3 separate regions of the Homo sapiens genome follow, and all the other regions are linked to region 3. Evidence: chromatin contacts called from ENCODE Hi-C or POLR2A ChIA-PET data. All regions are on one chromosome and are shown on one strand. The core of a region is the stretch at or near the end of the contact, and the rest is flanking DNA. Distances in the headings are between cores, read along the strand shown.

What was found. Hi-C counts contacts between places; a loop is a spot of excess contacts on that map. ChIA-PET counts read pairs that join two places held with the same protein, here RNA polymerase II (POLR2A). Pooled maps may share reads with other maps.
Region 1: a loop to region 3 is called in a pooled map, with 2.3 times the contacts of the local background. The contact joins the promoter of NLRP7 here to the promoter of GP6-AS1 in region 3. A Hi-C loop is called at or near these places in 1 of 168 maps with a recorded cell type or tissue (OCI-LY7), 6 of 37 single-sample maps with no recorded cell type and 6 of 50 pooled maps. POLR2A ChIA-PET finds 5 or more read pairs at or near these places in 6 of 52 experiments (H1, K562, WTC11 and 1 more).
Region 2: a loop to region 3 is called in a map with no recorded cell type, with 2.8 times the contacts of the local background. The contact joins the promoter of NLRP2 here to the promoter of GP6-AS1 in region 3. A Hi-C loop is called at or near these places in 4 of 37 single-sample maps with no recorded cell type and 8 of 50 pooled maps. POLR2A ChIA-PET finds 5 or more read pairs at or near these places in 9 of 52 experiments (B cell, HEK293, K562 and 6 more).

The regions. Positions count from the first base shown.
Region 1 is chr19:54,945,520-54,949,456 of GRCh38, reverse strand. NLRP7 (NLR family pyrin domain containing 7) reads left to right here and starts at 1,927. Exons shown (of 11, transcript NM_001127255.2): 1 at 1,927-1,988.
Region 2 is chr19:54,964,597-54,968,074 of GRCh38, reverse strand. NLRP2 (NLR family pyrin domain containing 2) reads right to left here and starts at 1,701. Exons shown (of 13, transcript NM_017852.5): 1 at 1,608-1,701. It also overlaps a transcript of NLRP7 not described here.
Region 3 is chr19:55,004,930-55,008,408 of GRCh38, reverse strand. GP6-AS1 (GP6 antisense RNA 1) reads right to left here and starts at 2,182. Exons shown (of 3, transcript XR_001754013.3): 1 at 2,120-2,182; 2 at 1,945-1,992.

The sequences.
Region 1 (3,937 bases), core at 678-3,177, 59 kb after region 3:
AGCTAGAATATAATTTATTTTTATTGTTTTTATTTTCTTTTTCTTCAGAGAGGGAGTCTCGCCATATTGCCCAGGCTGGTCTTGAACTCCTGGACTCAGGCAGTCCTCCCGCCTCAGCCTCCCAAAGTGCTGGGATTACATTCATGAACCACTGCGCCTGGCCATCTTTTTTTTTTTTTTTTAAAGATGGAGTCTCTGTCGCCCAGGCTGGAGCGCAGTGGTGCAATCTCGGCTCACGGCAACCTCCAACTCCCAGGTTCAATCAATTCTTACGCCTCAGCCTCCTGAGTAGCTGGGATTACAGGTGCACACCACCATGCCTGGCTAATTCTTTATTTTTAGTAGCCAGGGGTTTTTTGCCATGTTGCCCAGGTTGGTCTCGAACTGCTGACCTCAGATGATCCACCTGCCTCAGCCTTCCAAAGTGCAGGGATTACAGGTGTGAGCCACCATGCCAGGCCTCCATAGTGCCTATTTCTATAGATGGCATGCTGCAACTGATATATACATCTTCATTTGTGGGACCATTTGCTTCCATTAAATTAACAGTTTAAACTACCAAAATTCTGTGCTGAATGCTTTCCACAACATACACTGTTTTATTTAAAAACAATTTTAGGCCAGGTGCGGTGGCTCATGCCTGTAATCACCTGACATCAGGAGTTTGAGACCAGCCTGACCAATATGGTGAAACCCTGTCTCTACTAAAAATACAAAAAATTAGTTGGGCATGGTGGCATGTGCCTGCAGTCCCAGCTACTTGGGAAGCTGAGGCATCAGAATTGCTTGAACCTGGAAGGCAGAGGTTGCAAGAATGGAGATTGCACCACTGCACTCCAGCCTGGGCCACAGAGCAAGACTCCATCCAAAAAAAAAAATTAAATATCAGTTATCTATTTATTTTTTTGAGACTGGGTCTCACTCTGTGGCCTAGGCTGGAGTGAGATGGCCAGTCACAGCTCACTGCAGCCTCAAACTCCTGAGCTCAGGTGATCCTCCCACCTCAGCCTCCTGAATAGCTGGGATTACAGGTGCAGCCCATCATGTATGGCTAATTTTTTTGTTTTTGTTTTTGAGACAGTCTTGCTCTTGTCACCCAGGCTGGAGTGCAATGGCGTGATCGTGCCTCACTCACCCTCCACCTCCCTAGTTCAAGTGATTGTCCTGTCTCAGCCTCCCGAGTAGCTGGGATTACAGGCACCTGCCACCACACCTGGCTAATTTTTTGTATGTTTAGTAGAGACAGAGTTTCACCACGTTGGCCAGTCTGGTCTCCAACTCCTGACCTCAGGTGATCCACCCGCCTCGGCTTCCCAAATTGCTGGGACTACAGGCATGAGCTACCACGCCCAGCCTATGCATGGCTAATTATTAAATATTTTTGAAGAGATGGCATCTTGCTATGTTGCCTAGGCTGGTATCAAACTCCTGGCCCCTAGGGATCCACTGGCCTAGGCCTCTCAGCCTGCTGGGATTTATAGGCAGGAGGCACCACAGTTGGCCACAAAGTAGACTTATTGTATTTGTAACTTAGGAAGTCACGGGAGTTTTTGTCCTCTTTTTTTTTAATTTTTATTTATTTTTGTTTAATTTTTTTTCTCTACAAGAGTTTTTAAAGCTGGGAGCCAGGTACCCTGCAAAACCCAAAATGTGTATTTCCTGTTCTGTCGCCTATCACACCTGGCCCGGGTGGTCTAGGAAGGGAATTGCACATTAATCTCACCTGGGGAGATTCAGCAAGCCGTAATTCTCCAAAGCCCACTGAAGCCCAATTACAGCCAAATCCCTGAGGATGGGGCCCAGGTGATGTCAAGGTGAGCCTGAGGTCAGTGGTTGGGAGCCACCCAATGTTAATCTCAGTGGGGCGGTTCCACCCTGGGCGGGAAAGCTGTCTCTCCACCTAGCGTACCAAGGGCCAGAGACCTCCCCTTTTTATCCGTTTCCTTTGCAGGAAACACAGGCTGGAAGCAAGACCTGACCTGAGGGAGGTGAGTGCTGGTTCTTGCATCGATTTCTTTGTCTTCTCGTTTAAGGGAGAAGAAGCTATTGGTTGAGTTTCCACCATAGCCCTTCCCAAGCCTTAATGGTTGGTGCGAGGATGCTGGAAGGATCTTTGATTTTTTTTTTTTTGAGACGGAGTCTCCCTCTGTCGCCCAGGCTGGAGTGCAGTGGCGTGATCTTGGTTCGCTGCAAACTCCGCCTCCTGGGTTCACCCGCCATTCTCCTGCCTCAGCCTCCTGAGTAGCTGGGACTACAGGCACGTGCCACCATGCCCAGCTAATTTTTGTATTTTTAGTAGAGACGGGGTCTCACCATGTTGGCCAGGCTGGTCTTGAACTCCTGACTTTAGGTAATCTGTCTGCCTCGGCCTCCCAAAGTGCTGGGATTCCAGGTGTGAGCCACCACGCCTGGCCTAATGTCTTAAGGACTTCTATTCAAATATAGTTTAGAGGAGTTCAGGAGATTGAGACTAGCCTGGGCAACATGGTAAAACTCTGTCATTACAAAAAAATATAAGGCCAGGCACAGTGGTTCATGCCTGTTATCCCAACACTTTGGGAGGCCGAGGCGGGTGGATCACTTGAGGCCAGAAGTTTGAGACCAGCCTGCCCAAAATGGTGAAACCCTGTCTCTACTAAAAACACAAAAATTAGCCAGGTGTGGTGGTGCATGCCTGTAATCCCAGTTACTTGGAAGGTTGAGGCAGGAGAATAGCTTAAACCTAGGAGGGGGAGGTTGCAATGAGCTGAGATCGCGCCACTGCACTCCAGCCTGGGAGACAGAGTGCGACTCCGTCTCAAAAAACAAAGAAGGCCAGACCTTGTGCTGTGTCCAAGCTACTTGTGGGGTGAGGTGGGAGGATCACCTGAGCCAGGAGGTGGGGGCTGCAATGAGGTGTGATTGAGCCACTGCACTCCAGCCTGGATGAGATGAAGACCCTGTTTAAAAAAAAAAAAAAGTAGGCTGGGCGCGGTGGCTCACGCCTGTAATCCCAGCACTTTCAGATCACCTGAGGCCGGGAGTTTGAGACCAGCCTGACCAACATGGAGAAACCCCATCTCTACTAAAAATACAAAATTAGCTGGGCGTGGTGGCACATGCCTGTAATCCCAGCTACTCGGGAGGCTGAGGCAGGAGAATCACTTGAACCCGGGAGGCGGAGGTTGCGGTGAGCTGAGATTGCGCCACTGCACTCCAGCCTGGGCAACCAGAGTGAAATGCTGCATCAAAAAAAAAAAAAAATGTAAATGGCCAGATGCGGTGGCTCACGCCTGTGATCCCAGCACTTTGGGAGGCCGAGGCGGGTGGATCAGCTGAGGTCAGGAGTTCGAGGCCAGCCTGGCCAACATAGAGAAACCCTGTCTCGGCCGGGCGCGGTGGCTCACGCCTGTAATCCCAGCACTATGGGAGGCCGAGGCGGGCGGATCACGAGGTCAGAAGATCGAGACCATCCTGGCTAACACGGTGAAACCCCATCTCTACTAAAAATACAAAAAAAATTAGCTGGGCATAGTGGCGGGCGCCTGTAGTCCCAGCTACTTGGGAGGCTGAGGCAGGAGAATGGCGTGAACCTGGGAGGCGGAGCTTGCAGTGAGCCCAGATCGCGCCACTGCACTCCAGCCTGGGTGACAGAGCAAGACTCCATCTCAGAAAAAAACAAGAAACCCTGTCTCTACTAAAAATACAAAAACTAGCCCGGCGTGATGCGGTGCGCCTGTAATCCCAGCTTCTTGAGAGGCTGAGGCACTAGAATCACTTGAACCTGGGAGGTGGAGGTTGCAGTGAGTCGAGATTGTGCCACTGCACTCCAGCCTGGGCAACAGAGGGAGACTCCATCTCAAAAAAAAGAAAAAAAGAAAAAAATGTACTTGGGAAAAAAAATACTTGGCCAGGCCTGGTGGCTCATACCTGTAATCCCAGCACTTTGGGAGGCTGA
Region 2 (3,478 bases), core at 452-2,951, 40 kb after region 3:
TGGTGACAGGCGGCTGTAGTCCCAGCTACTTAGAAGGCTGAGGCACGAGAATTGCTTGAACCTGGGAGGTGGAAGTTGCAGTGAGCTGAGATAGCGCCACTGTACTCCAGCCTGGGAAACAGAGCTAGACTTTGTCTCAAAAAAAAAAAAAAAAAAATAGCAGTAGCAACAAAAACTTTACAGAAAGGGTATAACACCTCTTTATATGATAGCTGTGAATAGCGTGAGAATGGCAACTGGCATAGGTATTTGCATAAGACTCAGGTCCGGAAGCTGGACTAGAATGATGCTAAGAGGCTCCCTCACCTCAGTGAATAAAAAACAATACCTTCTTGTTAAGAGGACTCATTAGACACAAAACCTTAGCACTGCCCAGGACTCCACACACAGCAACCACAGCATCTGACCTGTTCCAATATATTTTTTTTTTTGGAGCTCTCTATAGCTCTATCCTAAATCCCCCAAGAGAACAGAAATAAAAGCACACACAACTATCCTCTTATGAGCCAACCTTAACTAGAGTCTCTCTAGATCTAAGCATCTGCTACTCTTTCCCCAGTCAGAACCACTGAATTTTATTTTATTTTATTTTTTGAGACAGTTTCTCTCTTGCTGCGCAGGCTGGAGAGCAATGGTATGATCTAGGCTCCCCGCAACCTCCGCTTCCCGGGTTCAAGTGATTCTCCTGCCTCAGCCTCCTGAGTAGCTAGGATTACAAGTATGCGCTACCACGCCCACCTAATTTTATATTTTTAGTAGAGATGGGGTTTCTACATGTTGGTCAGGCTGGTCTCGAACTCCCGACCTCAGGTGATCCTCCCGCCTCGGCCTCCCAAAGCGCTGCGATTACAGGCGTGAGCCACTGAGACAGGCAGAACCACTTAATTTCTAACAGAAGAAAAGATTTAGGCCGGGCGCGGTGGCACCTGCCTATAATCCCAGAATTTTGGGAGTCTGAGGCAGGAAGATCGCTTGAGCCCAGGAGTTAGAGACCAGCTTCGGCAACATATTAAGACCCTACATCTAGTGAGTCTCTGCAAACAGTGGTAATAATAATATTATTAGCCAGAACAGATGTGGTGGCACCCTCCCACGGTCCCAGCTACTTCAAAGGCTGAGGCGTGAGGACTGCTTGAACCTGAGAGGTCAAGGGTTCAGTGAGCCGAGATCCTGCCACAGCGCTCCAGCCTGGGAAACAGAGTAAGACCCTCAAAAAAGAGAAGAAAAAAAAAAAAAAAAAAAAAAAAAAGGCTGGGCGCGGTGGCTCACGCCTGTAATCCCGGCACCTTGGGAGGCCGAGGCGGACTGAGACCAGCCTGGCCAACATGGTGAAACCCCGTCTCTACTAAAAATACAAAAAAATTAGCTGGGCATAGTGGCAGGTGCCTGTAGTCTCAGCTACTCGGGAGGCTGAGGCAGGAGAATGGCCTGAACCCGGGAGGCGGAGCTTGCAGTGAGCCGAGATCGCGCCACCGCACTCCAGCCTGGGCGACAGAGCGAGACTCCGTCTCAGAAAAAAAATATATGAAATAAAAGGAGAAATTTTACCAACTGTGGAATGGAGAAATAAAGAAATGAAGTTGCAGAGCTGCCGGAGAGCTACTCACCTCCCAACACCTGGCCCTACTCGCCGGCGGAGATGAGGGCTGCAGGTTGAGAAAGCTCTAATAAGGCTTCTCTCTCGGCCGCAGCCCTGTGATTGGCCCTCGGGGCGTAATCGTTGCTGAGCACTTCCTGTATCCACCGGAATTACTGAGAGGTCTTTTGGGGGCGGGGGGTGTTGGGGGGCGGTCCTTCACCTGAGCTTCCGGATCTCCACCTGTGGTCCTCCATCTTGACTGCCTGTTAAACTTACCTATGTGGAGCCTCATTTCAAAGCACGAACGCCTAGAGATTCTGCTTGATTGGTTACACTGGGACTGCCCAGACCCTGGAGTTCTTTCGAGAGTCCCAGATAACTGTGATTGCGGCCGAGGCTGAGAATCACCGCTTAGAAGCCTCAGCTGTGATTGGCTACCTTCTCCCATCACCCCAGGTATATTATTAATAAAAATCCAACCGTATTTCAAGTGAAATATCAATGACACGTCAACTATGAGACGCATGAAAAGCACCAAGTTCATCAGTTTCACATTCACAGTATTATTATTATTTTATTTTTAATGGAGTCTTGCTCTGTTCCCCAGGCTGGAGTGCAACGGCACGATCTCGGCTCCCCGCAGCCTCCGCCTGCCGGCTTCAAGTGATTCCCCTGCCTCAGCCTCCCGAGTAGCTGAGATTACAAGCATGCGCCACAACGCCTGGTTAATTTTTGTATTTTTTTCAATAGAGACGGGGTTTTGCCATGCTGGCCAGGCTGGTCTCAAACTCCCGACCTCAGGTGATCTGCCAGCCTCAGCCTCCTAAAGTGCTGGGATTACAGGCGTGAGCCACCTACTAAAAATACAAAAAATTAGCCGGGCGTGGTGGCGGGCGCCTGTAGTCCCAGCTACTCGGGAGGCTGAGGCAGGAGAATGGCGTGAACCCGGGAGGCGGAGCTTGCAGTGAGCAGAGATCGCGCCACTGCACTCCAGCCTGGGCGACAGAGCGAGACTCCGTCTCAGAAAAAAAATATATGAAATAAAAGGAGAAATTTTACCAACTGTGGAATGGAGAAATAAAGAAATGAAGTTGCAGAGCTGCCGGAGAGCTACTCACCTCCCAACACCTGGCCCTACTCGCCGGCGGAGATGAGGGCTGCAGGTTGAGAAAGCTCTATTAAGGCTTCTTTCTCGGCCGCAGCCCTGTGATTGGCCCTCGGGGCGTAATCGTTGCTGAGCACTTCCTGTATCCACCGGAATTACTGAGAGGTCTTTTGGGGGCGGGGGGTGTTGGGGGGCGGTCCTTCACCTGAGCTTCCCGATCTCCACCTGTGGTCCTCCATCTTGACTGCCTGTTAAACTTACCTATGTGGAGCCTCATTTCAAAGCACGAACGCCTAGAGATTCTGCTTGATTGGTTACACTGGGACTGCCCAGACCCTGGAGTTCTTTCGAGAGTCCCAGATAATTGTGATTGCGGCCGAGGCTGAGAATCACCGCTTAGAAGCCTCAGCTGTGATTGGCTACCTTCTCCCATCACCCCAGGTATATTATTAATAAAAATCCAACCGTATTTCAAGTGAAATATCAATGACACGTCAACTATGAGACGCATGAAAAGCACCAAGTTCATCAGTTTCACATTCACAGTATTATTATTATTTTATTTTTAATGGAGTCTTGCTCTGTTCCCCAGGCTGGAGTGCAACGGCACGATCTCGGCTCCCCGCAGCCTCCGCCTGCCGGCTTCAAGTGATTCCCCTGCCTCAGCCTCCCGAGTAGCTGAGATTACAAGCATGCGCCACAACGCCTGGTTAATTTTTGTATTTTTTTCAATAGAGACGGGGTTTTGCCATGCTGGCCAGGCTGGTCTCAAACTCCTGACCTCAGGTGATCTG
Region 3 (3,479 bases), core at 933-3,432:
TGTTGCATCAGCTATTCTACTACTCCTCATGGATTATTCAGGCCCCCTCCCTTCCCTACACATCAAGCTCAAGGATTTGCCCCCGCCCAGGACTGGCAAATTAGCTTTACTCAACATGCCCCGAGTAAGATAACTAAAATACCTCTTAGTCTAGGTAGACACTTTCACTGGGTAAGTACAGTCCTTTCCTACAGGGTCTGAGAAGGCCACCGCAGTCATTTCTTCCCTTCTGTCAGACATAATTCTTCAGTTTAGCCTTGTCATTCCCTTCTGTCAGACAAAATTCCTCAGTTCAGCCTTCCCACCTCTATACAGTCTGCTAACAGACCAGCCTTTATTAGTCAAATCAGCCAAGCATTTTTTCAGGCTCTTAGTATTCAGTGACAGACTAATGGTCTATTAAAAACACACCTCACCAAGCTCAGCCACCAACTTAAAAAGGACTGGACAATACTTTTACCATTTTCGCTTCCAGAATTCAGGCCTGTCCTTGGAATGCTACAAGATACAGCCCATTTAAGCTCCTGTGTAGACACTCCTTTTTATTAGGCCCCAGTCTCATTCCAGACACCAGACCAACTTAGATTGTGCCCCAAAAAACTTGTCATCCCTACTATCTTCTGTCTAGTCATACTCCTATTCACCGTTCTCAACTACTCACACATGCCCTGCTCTTGTTTACACTGCCAGTTTACACTGTTTCTCCAAGCCAGCACAGCTGGTATCTCCTGGTACTATCCCCATACCGCCACTGTTAACTCTTAAAATAAATAAATAATCTTTGCTGGCAAGGCTATGCTGAACCTCCTTAGGCACTTTCTAATTAGATGTCCTGAGTCGTCCCAATTCTTAGACCTTTAATACCTGTTTTTCTCCTTTCCTTATTCCCTTTAGTTTTTCAATTCATACAAAACTGTATCCAGGCCATCACCAATAATTCTAAATGACAAATGTTTCTTTTAACAATCCCACAATGTCACCCCTTACCACAAAATCTTCCTTCAGCTTAATCGCTCCCACTTTAGGTTCCCACGCCGCCCCTAATCCTGCTCAAAGCAGCCTTGAGAAACATCACCCATTATCTCTCCATACCACCCCCAAAAATTTTTGCTGTCCCAACACTTTACCCCTATTTCATTTTATTTTTCTTATTAATATAAGAAGACAGGAATGTCAGGCCTCTGAGCCCAAGCTAAGCCATCATATCCCCTGTGACCTGCACGTACACATCCAGATGGCCGGTTCGTGCCTTAACTGATGACATTCCACCACAAAAGAAGCGAAAATGGCCTGTTCCTGCCTTAACTGATGACATTGTCTTGTGAAATTCCTTCTCCTGGCTCATCCTGGCTCAAAAGCTCCCCTACTGAGCACCTTATGACCCCGACTCTGCCCGCCAGAGAACAACCCCCCTTTGACTGTAATTTTCCTTTACCTACCCACATCCTATAAAACGGCCCCACCCCTATCCCCCTTCGCTGACTCTCTTGTCAGACTCAGCCCACCTGCACCCAGGTGATTAAAAGCTTTATTGCTCACACAAAGCCTGTTTGGTGGTCTCTTCACACGGACGTGCATGAAAGGTGCGTGTATATTTTTGTAACACAATAAATAATAACAGTATACACTTTTTCTTTTAGAAGTATGCTGTTAAACAGAATTAAGAACAGGAAGTCTCAAAATTGTTTCTTTCAGGAGAGAAGACTTATTAATGGGGGAGAGTTCTGAACCACTTGCTTTGCATACTGCCACTTAGTTAAAAAATCGCATTTTAACTTAAAAATATCCAAAAATAACACAGTTTTATAATAAATTATTACGAATATCACAAAATAATAAAAATACAAGTAATGCAGAGTGGAAATGCAAAGCTATGAGTGCTAGACGGCTAACAAGTCATAACAAACAACACCAAAATTAAAGAACAAGATAGTTGTGACTTACCTTGGTCAATCACTTTCCATAGTAGTCATTCAATCCAGGATCTCATCTCTGAAAATGAAGGAAAAAAGCAACAGAAAATAGTGTAGAGGTCTCTGGTGTTCCAAGAATAGGCGCTGCAGAGAGATGTGGGTGCCTGGGCTGTGCCCAGTCACTGAAATGGCACACCTGATGCTACCTGTTCACTTCGGGCTGAGCAGGAGAGAGAAAAGACGTTCCCCTCAGCCACTTCCCGTCTTCTGATTTCACTTCTTGCCTGCCTCCGACTGCAAATCCTGGTTTGACGTCACTTCCTGTCTTCTGATTTTACTTCCTGTATGACCTCACTTCCTGTCTTCTACAACCACTTCCTGTCTTCTTACTTCACTTCCTGTCTTCTGACTTTACTTCCTGTATGACTTCACTTCTTGTCTTCTACCACCACTTCCTGTCTTCCGAATTTACCTCCTATCTTGACTTCACTTCTTGTTTTTTTTTTTTTTTTTTGACAGGGTCTCGCTCTGTCTCCTAGGGTGGAGTGCAGTTGTGCCAGCTTGAAACCACCTTTCCAAAATTATGACTGAGACAGTGAAAGAGATTTAACTGACTCCATTTTGCTTCTAACCTCCAAGCTGTCCTTTTTCATTCCTGGGCATAGGCTGAACTTTGGGAGAAACTTATAGTTTAAACAAAGATGATAGCCCTTTTCCAAAGCACACCTCTTTGTTGCCTGGGGACTAGATTGGCCCTGTAGGACGAACATTAGCCACGAGATTAGAAATTATGACTTAGGAGTCATGCAGCTGGAGGCTACAAGATTGTGACCCTCCCTAAACTGCTTCTAAGATCAGCGTTTAACTTGCAGACCCTGTACTTGATGGATCAGCTGGCACCACCCATATCAATAAACTGGCCCATCTTATCTTTTGGCCTCCACTCAGGAACTGAGTGCAAGAAGATAGCTTTGGCTCCCACGATTTCATCCCTGACCAAACAGCACTCCTGGCTCACTGGCTTCCCACCCACCCACCAAGTTATCCTTAAAAACGCTTCCTGAATGCTGGGAGACACTGATTTGAATAATAATAAAACTCTGGTCTCTCGTAGAGCCAGCTCTGCATGAATTATTCTCTATTGCGATTCCCTGTCTTGACGAATCAGCTCTGTCTAGGCAGTGGGCAAGGTGAACACATTGGACTATTACAATCTTGGCTCACTGCAACCTCCACCGCCTGGGTTCAAGTGATTCTCCTGCCTCAGACTCCCAAGTAGCTGAGATCACAGACGTGCACTACCATGCTCAGCTACATTTTTTTTTCTGTCCCCCGGGCTGGAGTGCAATGGTGCGATCTCGGCTCATTGCAACCTCCGCCTTCCGGGTTTAAGCGATTCTCCTGCCTCAGCCTCCAGAGTAGCTGGGATTACAGGCATGCACCACCAAGCCTGGCTACTTTTGGTATTTTTAGTAGAGACAGGGTTTCACCATGTTGGCCAGGCTGGTCTCAAACTCCTGACCTCATGTGATCCACCTGCCTCTGCCTCCCAAAGTGCTGGGATTA